Regions from separate parts of the Mus musculus genome. Here region 1 is linked to region 2. The links are chromatin contacts, found by Hi-C or POLR2A ChIA-PET in ENCODE. All regions are on one chromosome and are shown on one strand. The core of a region is the stretch at or near the end of the contact, and the rest is flanking DNA. Distances in the headings are between cores, read along the strand shown.

Region 1 (6,985 bases), core at 4,381-6,880, 270 kb after region 2:
TAGGGTCACAAGCACCCCTGCCTTCCATATTCAGCATGCCTGAGCCACACACTGCCATCTCTTTTGTAGCCTGGGAACTTAGCGTCCTCATCAGCAGGAGGGCCAGGCAGTGGTGGGGGAGTGAGCAGAGTCCGGCTTCCATCAGGCAGTTACATGAAAAGACCTCCTGAGAGGGGCAGAGGCATTGGGACAGGTGCATGGGTGGGGATGTAGGCACCCACTTCTGTCCCTGGTCTAAAGAAGGGATGTCTGCTCTGCAGGCTGCAGGAGCCCCTCACTTTCTCATTACAACCTGGGTTCTGTTTTCCTGTCCTCCTCCCCATGAAGGCCTCATACCACTGACTTCCACGGAGGCCCCTGTGATGTATCCACTGTCTTCAGATGCCAAGAATGCAACCACATCTGCCACATCTGTGGGGATGGTGGGGGAAGGGCAGTCTTACTTCCTTAGATACAGATTGACTATCCCCTCTACCTTACACCCCCCCCCCAAAATCCTAAACCTACACCAATCATTAATCCCTGTGCGACCTTTTCAGTACTATTACAGATTTAAGGCTCTGTTCAAGCCCCCACCAGACCCTTTTTGCAATCCATGCTCACCCTCAGGGTCCCCCATGTGTCCCAACGGAATCATTGCAGTTACCTGTAAGGAAACACTCACGTGGGTAGAAGTTTCTTTTATGGACTTCCCCCCCCCCCTTACTTTTTCATCCCTCATTATGTACACGTCTGTGCCCAGCAATCTCTCTCAGAGACCTCTGACAGACTGCCCTCCACCCACAGCCTACCTTGTCCTTCACTTTCTCTGGCATTTTCTGGGTCATGGGCGTTGCAATGAACCCTGGGAGGACCGAGTTACATCGGATTCCATGTCTGTGAGAGGAAGAATGGATGCTGACCCCGGGAAGGACACTGACTCTTCTTCCCTTAGCAAGGTCCCCAGTCTGACCCACCGTCCAAGCTCCCGGGCCGCAGTCTGGGTGAGCCCAATCACTCCTGCTTTGGACGACGCATAATTCGTTTGTCCGATATTCCCCACCTACAGTGAGTCAGAGACCCAGAGTAAGTCAGGAGTCGTCTACAGGGGAGCCGCTTCCCAGCGCCCACGTGGCTAGCTGGCCTGGCCCAACTCATCCTGACCTTTCCAATGATGCTACTAATGTTGATGATGGAGCCACGACCGCCACTGGACACTAAAGCCTGGGCTGCAGCCTGAGTGACTAGGAAGGTGCCCTGGCACGAGAGGGTAACAAATTAGGCAAGATCAGCTGCGGTGGCAGCCTTCCTCTAAGTACTTCCCCAGGCTGGGGGCGGGCACAAGTCACAGGTTTAGAGATCACCACCTTGAGGTTGACAGCTATGACTCTGTCCCAGTCTTCTTCTGACATGTGGAGCAGAAACTCATCGCGTGTGATGCCCGCACAGGACACAACGACAGATGGCGGGCGAGAAAAGCAGGCCTATGTGAGGGAGGGGGAGGCTAACACCAAAGACCACAAAGGGCCGGGCTGAGGGGTGTGTGGCGTGGCGTGGCGTGGCGCGGCGCGGCGTCCGGTTCACCTGCACTTCCTCCAGCAGGCGTCTGGCTGCGGGGCCCTGAGACACATCCGCTTGGAAGGCAGCGTGCTTGCCGCGCGGCGCCCCGTCCTCGCTCCCCGGGCTTCCCAGCAGCCGCACCGTGTCCTGTGCCGCGGCCCCGTCCAGGTCGCAGGCGGCCACGGCGGCGCCCTCTGCCGCTAGGCGCACGCTGATCGCACGGCCGATGCCGCTACCCGCACCTGAGATGGGAGTCCGCGGAAGCGGGAGAAGAAGGGAGGAGGTCAGAGGTCACGGGGCGCAAAGTTACTGAAACTCAGACAACAGGGCCAGGGACTCAAGGGGTGGCTCTCGCTGACATGGCCCGGGCACCCCAACCCACCCTGAGAGGGAACCCCTGAACCTGTGACCAGGGCCAGCGCAGAGCGGAGCCGGAGCTGAGACGCCATGGCGGCTGTGGGTGGGCGTGCCCTGAGCCTAGGCCAATCTGAGCACGCCGGGGGCGTGGCTAGGCCCGGTACGGACCCAATAGAAACCACACTAGTCAGAGGCCTTTGGTAGCCACCAGCGCGACCTCCCACCACGGGGGCGTGACCATCCACCACCACTTGGGGACCTAGGGAGTCCAGGAGCCAAGGGGCCCAGTTCCCCACATAAAGACAAAGGCTGCATGTGGGGCCGAAGATCCAAGGTCTTTTATTCCTGGTCACCGTTCCTCCGCACCCATTCAAACAGTGGTATAAAATGAGTAGAGACAAAAAATCAGGCTGAGACATCTTCCCAAGGAGCCCCCCTCCCCCTTCAAATCAGGACACACGATTGATGTCTACCCCAGTCCTTCTGCCAGGTCTTCCCTGAAGCCATCACTAACTAGTTCAGAGGGAGATGGGCCTTGGAGGGACCCCTGCGGCACGCTGGCGCTGAGAAATCGTAGATTAGGGACCATCGGGTAGGCTACCGTCTTCCCAGTCTTCTTCATGGTCCCATTGATTTTTCCAAAAGCAACAACGCTGCTGGGCAGTCTCCCACTCCGTGGTCCTTCTGGCCTCTCATGCTCCGTATGATCCTCATACCTCTAAGGCCTCAAACAGAGGCTCTGCTAATCTCCAAGGCTGACACTCCTTCTGGCATTAGCACTGGCCAGGACTACCAACTGCCTTTATTAGGAGTTAGGGGAAGGACAGGTCACCTCACCCCTCACTCAAGATGGGCAATCAGTACCATCATGGCAACACCCCCCAGCAGCCCCAGCACCTCCAACAGTGACTGCAGTGGAGATGCCTCTCTCAATAGCTCAGGCAGCACAGACACTGTTGCTACGTAGATAAATCCGCCTGCAGTGAATGGCAGGACCCAGCCAGGACCTGCACCACCTGCCACGTCACTGTCCACTGCCCCTCCCTCGGTGAGAAGGGCACAGGCAGTGCCTGCCAATGCTCCAATTGCAGTCACGAGTTGCAGACGCATCGCCTGGTGGGCAGAAAAGAGAAAGATATGACTGTCGACAGCTAAAATTAGGTGGGAGCAGTGTTAAGGAAAGGAGGGTCTGGGGAGAAGGACCCACAGGTAGTGCTTGCTGCACAAGCACGAGGACAGGAATCTGGGTCCCAGACACCAGCTCCAGGAAGCAGTCAGATAGCTGTCGCCTGGGGCTCCCTCGATAGCTAATACGTAGTCAATGACTCTGCCTCAGGACCACACCTAAGGCCCGCAGCCCCCCAAAACAGCCAGGTTGAGGAGGGAGTACTAGAACAGACATCTCCTGAGAACCTTAAGCCATCAAAGAACTATACACAGGTGAGGACTGCAGCGTAAAACAGAGCAAGAGGTAAAGGCACGACTTTCCCTGACTCTAAACGGCTCACTGTAGTGTAGCTTGTTAGGAACCAAGGATGGGCAGTCGGCACCAACCTGCTTCTTGCTGCAGCCAGACTGGACCAGGATGGCAAAATCCCCAACCTCATGAGGCACTTCGTGCAGCAGGACTGTCATTGTGGTCAGGATCCCTAGCCCTCGGCCCCCACGAAAGGAAGCACCAATGGCCAGACCGTCTGTGAAGTTGTGTGCCAAGTCAGCAGCCAGATTCAGGTACCCAGACACACGCAGGTCTTTTTGCAAAGAGACAAGACAAAAATGATTGAGGGTGTCCATCAAGCCGGTTCACATACAGCCCCCCCCTCGCCCCCATTTCCTAGACTCCCACCGTCACCCACACACCCACAGCCAACCCATCAGCTCATCCCTTACCTGAGCCTGCTTTTTCTTCTTCAGGGCTCTGAGGTTTCACCGGGCCATCTCTGGGCCCAGTGTTTCCTCCTCTCCTTTTCCGCAACCCGCCCACTTCCTTCTCTTCCTCTGTGCTGGGCTTTTCCTTTGAAGAACACTCTGAGGGAGAACAGGAGTTGATCAGAGTGGGGAACAGAGCTTTCGCATGTGTCCTGCTCCACAGGGTGACCCTGAGTGTGTTACAGAGCAGGCAACGCGGGCTCACCATGTCTATCTCCATGGGTGTGACTGTCTCCATGCGCATGCCTGTCTCCGTGTCCGTGACTGTGTCCATGTCCTCCTTTCACGTGTCTCACAAATTTCTCCACCACGAGGAAGGCGACAATCCCACTGAGAACCCACAGCCCCACAGAGAGAATGGGGCCCTGGCCTGGAACGGAGGCAGTAAAGCATGAAGGGAGACGCAGACTCAAGTGTAAGAGGCGAAGCATGGGAATGGAGAGGTTGCCCTTTCCCAGCACACCAGTCCCTGGTTTTTCTCACCACTGTGGGAGTGTCCATGTCCAGGCTGCTCTGGAGCGTGGTGAGAATGAGGTTCTGCGGGAAGTGGGAGAAAAGGCTTGATGAGGGAATGCCTGGCTCAGGGGATGTGTGTTTGAAGACAACCGGAAAATCTGGGATCATTAAAGAGAAAGAACAAAACCGCTTAAGCCTTTGAGGCGGAGCCCACAAGTTACTTACCCAAGGCATGCGGGATGAGGTGGAGGAACGCATCACCCAGGAGCCCCCCGGAAGCAAAACTGAGCAGGATCTGGAGCAGAGAGCGGTGCCTGGGAGAGTTAGATTCTACTGGGATGAGGAACAGCACGAAGAACGGAGCTGCGGAGATCAGCACTGTGGCCCCCAGTGCCTGGTGGAGAAGCACAATCAGAAGGCAAAGATGGAGCTTCCCACCGATTAAGAACCAGTCCCTCTTCCCCACATCCCCTGGCGACTCACGTAGGCCCAGAGGGTGACAGTGTCCAGGTGGTGTTTGATGCCTGGAGCCCCAGCCTCCCTAGAAGTCCCATGGCTATGTTCACGATGGGCATGTCCATGTCCTCCGTGGTGGAGGCTATCGTGGGAGTGGCCATGGCTATGGCCATGGTGTAATTCCTCACGTGAGTGTCCATGGTCGTGGCTGTGGGCATGCCCATGCCAGATGCTTTCATGAGTGTGGCCGTGGCCATGGTGGAAATCTTCATGCGAGTGCCCGTGGCTGTGGCCATGGTGGAAATCTTCATGTGAGTGCCCGTGACTGTGGCCATGGAAGTCCTCTTCCACATCTTTGTGCAGGTCACCATGACCCTCGTGTCCGGCCACCAGCAGCCCCAAAGCCGCCCAGGTCAGCAGTCCCACAGCCACCCAGTGGGGGGCCCGCAGGCCCATGGTCATCACGCTGACCGGAGGAACAAGAGACGACTCGACTTGACTCTCAATCTACCTATTCGGGATCCGCGTCCCTTGAAGCCCTTCCTCTATACTACTTGCTCCGCTCTTACATTGTCCCCAAGGCCGGTCCACCTCATCCCCAACACCCTTCCTGGATGCAGCCCCCCACCCCCGACACCGCTCTAGCCTTTGATCAGCAACTTTACGGTCTCTCTGGGCCCGCGTCTCTATGGCCCACTGGTTGGGGTAAAGGCCTGGAAAGCGCCGTAAGGGAGCAGCAGGGACCTCTCACCGGCTCCGGGATCCTCTCGGTTCTCGGTTTGCTGGGACGTGGCACTCACGCCTCGAGCTCCCGCGAGATCCGGAAGCTCCCTTTCTTGCCTGCGCCCCGATACCTTTACCAACATGGCGGCGCCCCGAGGGCGGCGCGGCCACGGCGTCAGGACGCATGCGCAGAGCTGGGGGGTTATCCGAGGGGACGGCGGGCTGGCGGGCACCGCCTCCTCCGTTTCCACCTCGGCGAAGGGGCGGGAGCTCAAGGCGAGACTTCCCGTCTGTACAAAGATGGCGGCCGCGCCGGTGCTGTCATCTCAGTGCCGAGCCGAGCGCGGCTCTTGAGTCGCGCTGCCACAGGCCGCGGCCTGCTCGCCTCCGCGGCTTCGTCGCGGCCCCCGAGTCCCCCGCTGTCCCCCCTGCGCGTCCCTGGCGCCTCTCCGGCTTCCCCGCCCTCGGCCCGGGCGTCATGTCTTGGGCCACTCGTCCGCCCTTCCTCCCGCCGCGGCATGCCGCGGGGCAGTGTGGGCCGGTGGGGGTGAGAAAAGAGATGCATTGTGGGGTCGCGTCCCGGTGGCGGCGGCGGCGGCCCTGGCTGGATCCCGCGGCGGCGGCGGCGGCGGCCGGAGAGCAGCAAGCCCTGGAGCCGGAGCCGGGGGAGGCTGGCCGGGACGGGATGGGCGACAGCGGGCGGGGTGAGTGTCCCGTGGGCCCGGGCCGGCGCCCCTCGCGCCCCCTCCCCGCGCTCCCGCCCCCTTGTTTGTAAACACGCGCCCTCGACGTCCCGAGGCCCAGCGCCCTCCCCCGGGGCGGGGCGCGGCGGGGGAGCTTCCGCCCTTCAGGTTCGGGCCCGCGGCGGGGCCTGCGTGCGCGGTCTCGGGCGTGGGAAGGACACCGTTCCCCGTGGGCTGGAGGACTCTGGGCATTCGAAGGCTGAGCTTACGCTCTGGGACCGGGTATTTCTGCCATACTCTTTGCCCCGAATGTTCTAAGTTGGGGTTGGACGAGGGGTTCGCTGCTACACCTCCACGTGCTGCTTCACAGCCCCCCCTCCCGAGGTCAGCTTGGGATGACCCAGTAGCCCCGCCTGACCTGCCTCCCTTTTTGTCAACCGCCTCCTCTCACGACTATTAGAAGTGAAATTGTTGTTTGGCCACTTGGTATTTCTGAACTCCAGGGTTGCGGGCTGTGGTGGGTCAGGGAGAATTAAAGTGTCCATTTGGATGATCAAAAGGCTCACTTTCTCTTCTTGTCTCTCCTGTCCGTGTGTGTCTGCCTTGTACGTACCCACTTCTCAGATTCCCGAAGCCCAGACAGCTCCTCCCCAAATCCCCTTTCTCAGGGGATCCGTCCGTCTTCTCCTCCTGGCCCACCTCTTACCCCTTCAGCACCTCCACCTCCAATGCCACCCCCGCCACTGGGCTCCCCCTTCCCAGTCATCAGTTCTTCCATGGGGTCCCCTGGTCTGCCCCCTCCGGCTCCCCCAGGATTCTCCGGGCCTGTCAGCAGCCCTCAG
Region 2 (6,912 bases), core at 2,654-5,153:
TGAGACCTCTTGGCCCCAGCCTTAAGGACAAAGGGGCCAAAGTGTGATGTGGCTGCCAAAAACTGTTTGTGTATGAGCCAAGCACTGTCTCAAGCACAGACTTGTGGCCCTCCATGTCAAAGAAATGTGACCAAAGCCTAGGATAAGGAGGTAGAGACAGACAAAGTTGGTGGATCCAGCCCTAGGGTTTGGGGGTGGGGCAAGGCTCCAGACTACTATACTTCCTGAGTTCCTACGGGTGGCAAAGAGAGCCACAAAGTGACAAAATCAGCCCCTGTAAACACTTTTAGTGCAACCATAGATTTTTTTTTCCTTGAGACAAGGTCTTGCTACATAGCATAGGTTGACCTTGAATTTATCTTCTTGCCACTGAATATAAGATGACTCTCCAAGGCTGACCAGGTCACCACCATTGTTATAATGGCTGACCTGCCCTAAGCCTGAGCCTCTGAAGGCTGTGAGTCTCAAAAGGGACTGGCAGGTGCAGTGTATTCACATTCTGAGGGATTTGCCATATACAGGCAAGTGAAGATAGTGGCCTGTCTGCTGCTAGCTCTCTTCCCTTTTCGTTTCCTAGCACTCCTTTTTCTAATTTAATGGTTTAAAGTCTGAATGGAAAGGACAAATGTTAATCCTCAGATGAGATGGAAGGAATGGAGAGGACACCTAGGGTAAGCACAGACAGAATGCTAACCTTGGGGGTTAGGCAGCTACTGTGACTTACTGAAGAAGGTACCTGCCAGACCAGGAAAGGAGGCCAGTGGGGGAGGGCAGTCGGGGCAGGCGGCCACTCCCCCACTGCCAGCTGCTGCAGGAGCTGATTGGTGCTTCCAGGAAGTGAGTTCTGGAGACAAGTACCAGTAATGGCAAAGGAGTTCCATTGCCCCTGACCTAGTAACTGCTCTTCTGGGAACGCACATCAAGGAACTAGCCCACAGGGCAAAGAGAGGACTAGGGCACACATTCAATGCCAGGCTATTTATAACAGTAAAAAGCCGAAAACAAGCAGGGAATGATCACAGATGCCTGGATGTGCTGACTGGAAGAGAACAGATCCCCTGCCCTGCCTAGAAGCTTCCTCTGGGTGGTCTGAGTGGGGACAGGCCCCTAACAGAGCAGGATTTGAATCTGTCCCACCCATCACCAGAGAGCCTTTCAAATCTCTGGTCTCCAAAACCTTTCCAAAACGTACTCTGCCTCTAAAGTGATACCCGGAATCTAACACCTGCTAATTGGTCTCACATCTGGATAGAGCCCACTCCCAGCCCATGGTGCTGTGTGGTAATCATATCTTTGCAGAAATCTGTCTGGCTCCATCTCAGGAGCCTTTTGCCCCAAGGATACCCCAGTACCTCCACAGTCCCAAGATGCCAAGGCTAGCTTTGAGGACCAGGACACACTCCCAGAAGGGCAAAGGTATGTCCCCTGAGGATCCAGGAGTTAGCTCTCAAAATCATTCACTATCAATCAGGGAGTCCAGCATGAATGGTTAGAGGACCCAAAAGCTCAGTTTGGCATAGAAGGTGTCACAATGCCAGAGATCCCTAAATATGCTCATCAGAAAATGAGGAACCCCAATGACACGGACAGAGGCTCACTAAGTAGGAAAGCTCTTCCTGTAATTGGATACATATGTGTTGAAGGAAGGAGGTATAACAACTGTCTTTTCCATATCTAAGCTTCAATCTTTGCCCCTAAACTTAACCTCTAAGTGGTAAGATCTGTCTTGGGCTCAACCTTGCTCCACCCTTAGGAACCTGCCTTTCTGAACTTGTTTCCCCCCCCCGCCCCCCCCACTTTTTTTTTTAAAGACATACTATGGATGTGTAACCTAAGTTAGCTTTTAAAAAATTTAAAAGAAGCCGGGCGTGGTGGCACATGCCTTTAATCCCAGCACTTGGGAGGCAGAGGCAGGCGGATCTGTGAGTTCGAGGCCAGCCTGGTCTACAAAGTGAGTGCCAGGACTACACAGAGAAACCCTGTCTCGAAAAAAAAAAAAAAAATACAAGAAAAATCTCATTCTGTTGACTTGCCACTCCCACCTCACCCGTTTATGTAGACCAGGCTTGCCTTGAACTCATGGAGCTCTGTCTGTCTCTGCTTCCTGAAGCTGGGATTAAAGGTGTGTGACACCACACTCTGCTAAATTACACGATTTTTTTTCAGTTTATCTCTATATGTGATGTGGAGTACCTGTGACGGGCAGAAGACAATTTGCAGACTCTCTTCCACCATGAAGGTCCCAAGATTGAACTCAGGTCATCAGGCCTGGCAGTGTACACAAATACCTACGCTACCTCACCATCCCAGATTGGCTCTGAACTGCAAAGAAATCCTGTCTTAAGTCAGGGTTTCTATTCCTGCACAAACATCATGACCAAGAAGCAAGCTGGGGAGGAAAGAGTTTGTTCGGCTTACACTTCCATACTGCTGTTCATCACCCAAGGAAGTCAGGACTGGAACTCAAGCAGGTCAGAAAGCAGGAGCTGGTGCAGAGGCCATGGAGGGATGTTCTTTACTGGCTTGCTTTCCCCTGGCTTGCTCAGCCTGCTCTCTGATAAAACCCAAGGCTGCCAGCCCAGAGATGGTCCTACTTACAAGGGGCCTTTCCTCCTTGATCACTAATTGAGAAAATGTCTTACGGTTGGATCTTATGGAGGCATTTCCTCAACTGAAGCTCCTTTCTCTGTGGTAACTCCAGCTGTGTCAAGTTGACACAAAACTAGCCAGTACATCCTCCTACCTCCAACTCTGAGTACTGGGATTGCAGGTGTGCACCACTACTGGCCTGTTTCCTGGATAATATGGGCTGTATAAACTAATAAGGAGGAGTAAAAGGGACCATTATTAAAAAGTTTCAGAATAGTACAGGTACTGCATTTAACGTTGTCCATGTGTGGTTTTTCTTTTTTTCCTTTGAGAAAGGGTTCCAGTAATCCAGCCTGGCCTCTGCACTTTTGATCTTCCTACCTCTGCCTCCCAAGTGTTGCGACTACAGGCCTGCACCATCACCAAGGCGGTGTTAGTGATAAAATCCAGGGCTTTGAGCATGCTGCTGCTAGGAATGCTACCAACTGAATCACTTCTCCATGAATATCAAGAGTTTGAACTAGTCGACAGACAGGCCCCAATCTACCCAATTCCAAAGCACCATAATATAGGGTTCCTGCACATGATCCAGGCTCCACTCCAAGGTAGGCCCCGGGTGTGTCAGTCAGTCCTAGAAGGCTCACACCAATCAGGCTTTGTGGGCACGCCCACAACCTTCTCCTTCGCCTTAACACCAGCTACAATCCTGCTTTCAACGCAGTCCGCCCGCCAAACCCAGGAAAGCCCCGCCCCTCGGGACGCCCCGCCCCAACGGCCTCTCCTACCACCTCGGGCCCCACCCCCCCAAGGCCCCGGCCCCGCCCCGGCGCATCCGGGGTCCGTAGGCCTCGCCGAGCCTCCCTTTCCTCACCACTGCGTACTAGGGCCCGAAGCCTAGCGAACTCCACTTGCCCCGGCTTCCTCCGACTCCCAGCCCGGATAGGCCCCGTTGAAGTCCGGGCCTCCACCCTGAGCTCTCTGTTCCTGTAGCACGGCTTCGGCCCTCCAGTCGCTACCGCCACCTCGCCTGTCTGTACCCCACAAGGCGCACCTTTGAATAGGTAATCGTACTCGTCGTCCCGGGTCCCCATTGTCCTGGCGCTTCCGGCGGGATCGGCGACTCCGCAGCCCCACCACAAACACCCGTCGGGGGCGGAACCGGCGCCGCGTAGAGCGGCGGTCTAAAGGCCAGTCAACGGTGAAAGCGGTAGTGACAGGCACCTGGACAAGCCAATCAGGCTGAGAAACCGAGCTCGGGGGGTAGGAGCCTCCTGGGATCCACCCTTCTAGCCCTCGGTCTCCCGGAGAAAGGCGGAAGGAATGCGGACCTTTTTGAAATGACAGATTCAGCAGCCTATCAAAAGCAGATGGGGGAAGGCGGGACGGAACACTTGAACAATGAAGTGGATTGACAGAGTGCGTAACCAATGAGAGACTGAACTCAGACTGGGCCTTCCAGCGAACCTGTAGGGGAAGGGAAATTGAGCTACCTCTAGGTGACGTTACGGACTTTAACGTCCTGATGACATCATAGATCAGTGGGTCTCCTCCGACCTCTTATTCTAGCCCCATAAATGACCATTTCCGGGCGTATGTTCGTTGATTGGGGGTGCCTTCTCTGGGTTGCAGTTCCCCAGTTCTTTGTTTAAATACAAAGCTTATGTCAGTACCTCCAAAACAAATGGGGATCCTAGGCTTTTTTATTTGTTCCTCTTCTCAAAAAGTTCTCTTGTTTTCTGCTTTCACCATTACTCATATTTTTTCTTTTCTTTTTTTAAGACAGGTTTTTCACTATGAAACCCTAGCTAGACTGGAATTGGTGATATGGATCAGACTATACCTGTCTGATTTTCTTTTTTCTTTATTGTTTTTTTTTTTTTTTTTTTTTTTTTTTTTTGTGACAGGGTCGCACCATGTAGCCCTGGCCATCTGGAACTTGCCCTGTATAGACCAGGCTGGCCTTGAACACAGAGAGCTGCCTGTCTCTGCCTCCCAAGTGCTGGGATTAGAGGCATTGGCCACCACCACCCAGCTTGATTTTGTTTGTTTGCTTGTTTGTTTGTTTGTTTGTTTGTTTGTTGAGACGAGGCCTCAAGTTACCCTGACTAGCTTCATATTGAAGAGGGAGTAGAGATAGAGAAAGGGAGAGAGAGTGGCAAGGAGGGGGGTGGAGAGAGAAGAGGAGAGGCCGGCCAGGGAGAAGGGGCAGAGTGTAGGATAAGAGAGGAGGGGGGCAAACAGCCCCTTTTCTAGTGAGTTAGTCATACCTAGCTATTGCCAGGTAACTGGGAGCCTAGAAGGAATGATAACAATACATATTTACTTTGAACTAACTTCTTTTTTTCTTGTTCTGTTTTATTTGGAGCACAGGGTCTCCCTGCCTAGAACCTGATATTTAACACTGAGAGATCCACCTGGCTCTGCGCCGCTAAACACGCCACCTCGTGCTAGCCAACTTTGAACTTATGATTCTCTTGTACACTGGTAACTTGGAAGTTACCTCTCGGGGGCTGGAGAGATGGCTCAGTGGTTAAGAGACTGACTGCTCTTCCAGAGGTCCTGAGTTCAATTCCAAGCACATGGTGGCTCACAACCATCTGTAATGGGATCTGATGCCCTCTTCTGGTTTGTCTGAAGACAGATACAGTGTACTCGTCACATATATAAAATAAATAAATAAAATCTTTTTTTAAAAATTTACCTCTCTGATTTCATTTTCTTTCTCTGCTTGTGTATTCCTGAGATTATGTGGCTCATTTGGGCCATGAAGTCTTTGTTTAACAGATATTAAGAGATTGGGAGAATAGTAAGGAACAGCAATGCAGCTTAATTTTATTTATGTGTATGTGTGTTATGTTTGCATGTTGTGCACTATGTGTTTGCAGTGCCCATAGAGGTCAGAGATGATGTTGGATCCTTAACTGGAGTAATAGACAGTTGTGATCCACCATGTGGGCACTGGGAATCAAACCTGGGTCTTCTGTAAGAGCAGCCAATGATCTTAACCACTGAGAAATCTCTCAAGCTGGAAGCTAAATTAATTAGAATGCAAAGGCTTGATTTCAATCCCTAGCACTGAAGTGGGGGAAAAGTTATTACTGGCACTATAACAGGTGTTTAGAAGCTGCTTTGGGGCTGAAAATGGGGCTCAAATGAGAGTTCTTAGTATGCACATAAACTGGGTGTGGTGGCATATGCCATTAGGAGAGTTGAGTCCAAGGTCATCTCCTGCCACATATGGAGTTTGAGGCCCTTACTAAAACAAACAAAAATAAGAGGCTAGAGAGATAACTCATCCACTAAGATCACATTCTGTTCTTATAGAAGACCCAGGTTTGATTCTCAGTACCAACATGGTGGCTTACAACCATCTGTAACCACAGTTTCAGGGGATCTGAAACCTTAGGGTCCTGTATTCATGTTTCTTTTTCTTTTCTTTCTCTCTCTCTCTCTCTCTCTCTCTCTCTCTCTCTCTCTCTCTTTCTTTCTTTCTTTCTTTCTTTTTTTGCTTTGTTTTGGTTTGGTTTTGGTTTGTTTTGGTTTTTGGTTTTTTGAGACAGGGTTTTTCTGTGTAGCCCTGGCTGTCCTGGAACTCACACTGTAGACCAGGCTGTCCTGGAACTCAGAAATCCTCTGCCTCCTGAGTGCTGGGATTGAAGGCGTGCACCACCACGCCCGGGTTCATCCTTTTTTTCTTAAGTTTTTATTTTTGGAGACAGGGTCTCTCTGTGTAGTCTTGCCAGTCCTAGAACTCACTATTGAGTCAAGATTAGTCTTGAACTCACAGAAATCTGTGTGACTCTGCCTCAGTAGTGCTGAGGTCAAAGATGTGTGTCTCTATACCAAGCTAAAGCATATGTTGAAGCAATAGGGTGATAAATTCTATATAGGGAATGATGCAGGGTAAGAGGGAAATGTTACATTGGAAACTGGTGCTGTAACTGGAGTCGGGGGAAAACCCAGCCTCTGGCAGCTGAACAAGGTCTTAGTTAGGGTTTTGCTGCTGTGAACAGACACCATGACCAAGGCAAGTCTTATAAAAACAACATTTAATTGGGGCTGGCTTACAAGTTCAGAGGTTCAGTCCATTATCATCAAGGTGGGAGCATGGCAGCATTCAGGCAGGCATGGTGCAGGAGGAGCTGAGAGTTCTATGTCTTCATCCAAAGGCTGCTAGTGGAAGACTGACTCCTAGGCAACTAGGATGAGGATCTTAAACTCACACCCACAGAGGCACACCTACTCCAACCAGGTCACACCTCCAAATGGTGCCACTCCCTGGCACAAGAATATACAAACCATCACAAGTAAGGCTAGCCTAGT

The links. A loop is a pair of places that touch in the nucleus more often than their neighbours do. ChIA-PET counts read pairs that join two places held with the same protein, here RNA polymerase II (POLR2A).
Region 1: POLR2A ChIA-PET joins it to region 2 with 15 read pairs in embryonic stem cell. The contact joins the promoter of Slc39a7 here to the promoter of Rab11b in region 2. A Hi-C loop is called at or near these places in 1 of 37 maps with a recorded cell type or tissue (T-helper 2 cell). POLR2A ChIA-PET finds 5 or more read pairs at or near these places in 3 of 5 experiments (Patski and embryonic stem cell).

Annotation. Positions count from the first base shown.
Region 1 is chr17:34,026,060-34,033,044 of GRCm38, forward strand. Slc39a7 (solute carrier family 39 (zinc transporter), member 7) reads right to left here and starts at 5,631. Exons shown (of 7, transcript NM_008202.2): 1 at 4,765-5,631; 2 at 4,507-4,675; 3 at 4,309-4,362; 4 at 4,031-4,195; 5 at 3,787-3,924; 6 at 3,451-3,647; 7 at 2,207-3,009. The coding sequence starts at 5,199. The coding sequence ends at 2,737. It overlaps Rxrb (retinoid X receptor beta), which reads left to right and starts at 5,753. Exons shown (of 10, transcript NM_011306.4): 1 at 5,753-6,164; 2 at 6,768-6,985. The coding sequence starts at 5,939. It overlaps H2-Ke6 (H2-K region expressed gene 6), which reads right to left and starts at 1,996. Exons shown (of 9, transcript NM_013543.2): 1 at 1,943-1,996; 2 at 1,564-1,781; 3 at 1,347-1,463; 4 at 1,144-1,236; 5 at 957-1,042; 6 at 792-876; 7 at 604-646; 8 at 337-411; 9 at 1-166. The coding sequence starts at 1,988. The coding sequence ends at 150.
Region 2 is chr17:33,756,583-33,763,494 of GRCm38, forward strand. Rab11b (RAB11B, member RAS oncogene family) reads right to left here and starts at 3,904. Exons shown (of 5, transcript NM_008997.3): 1 at 3,641-3,904. The coding sequence starts at 3,680. It overlaps Gm17251 (a long non-coding RNA gene), which reads left to right and starts at 3,276. Exons shown (of 2, transcript XR_003952408.1): 1 at 3,276-4,005; 2 at 4,960-5,285.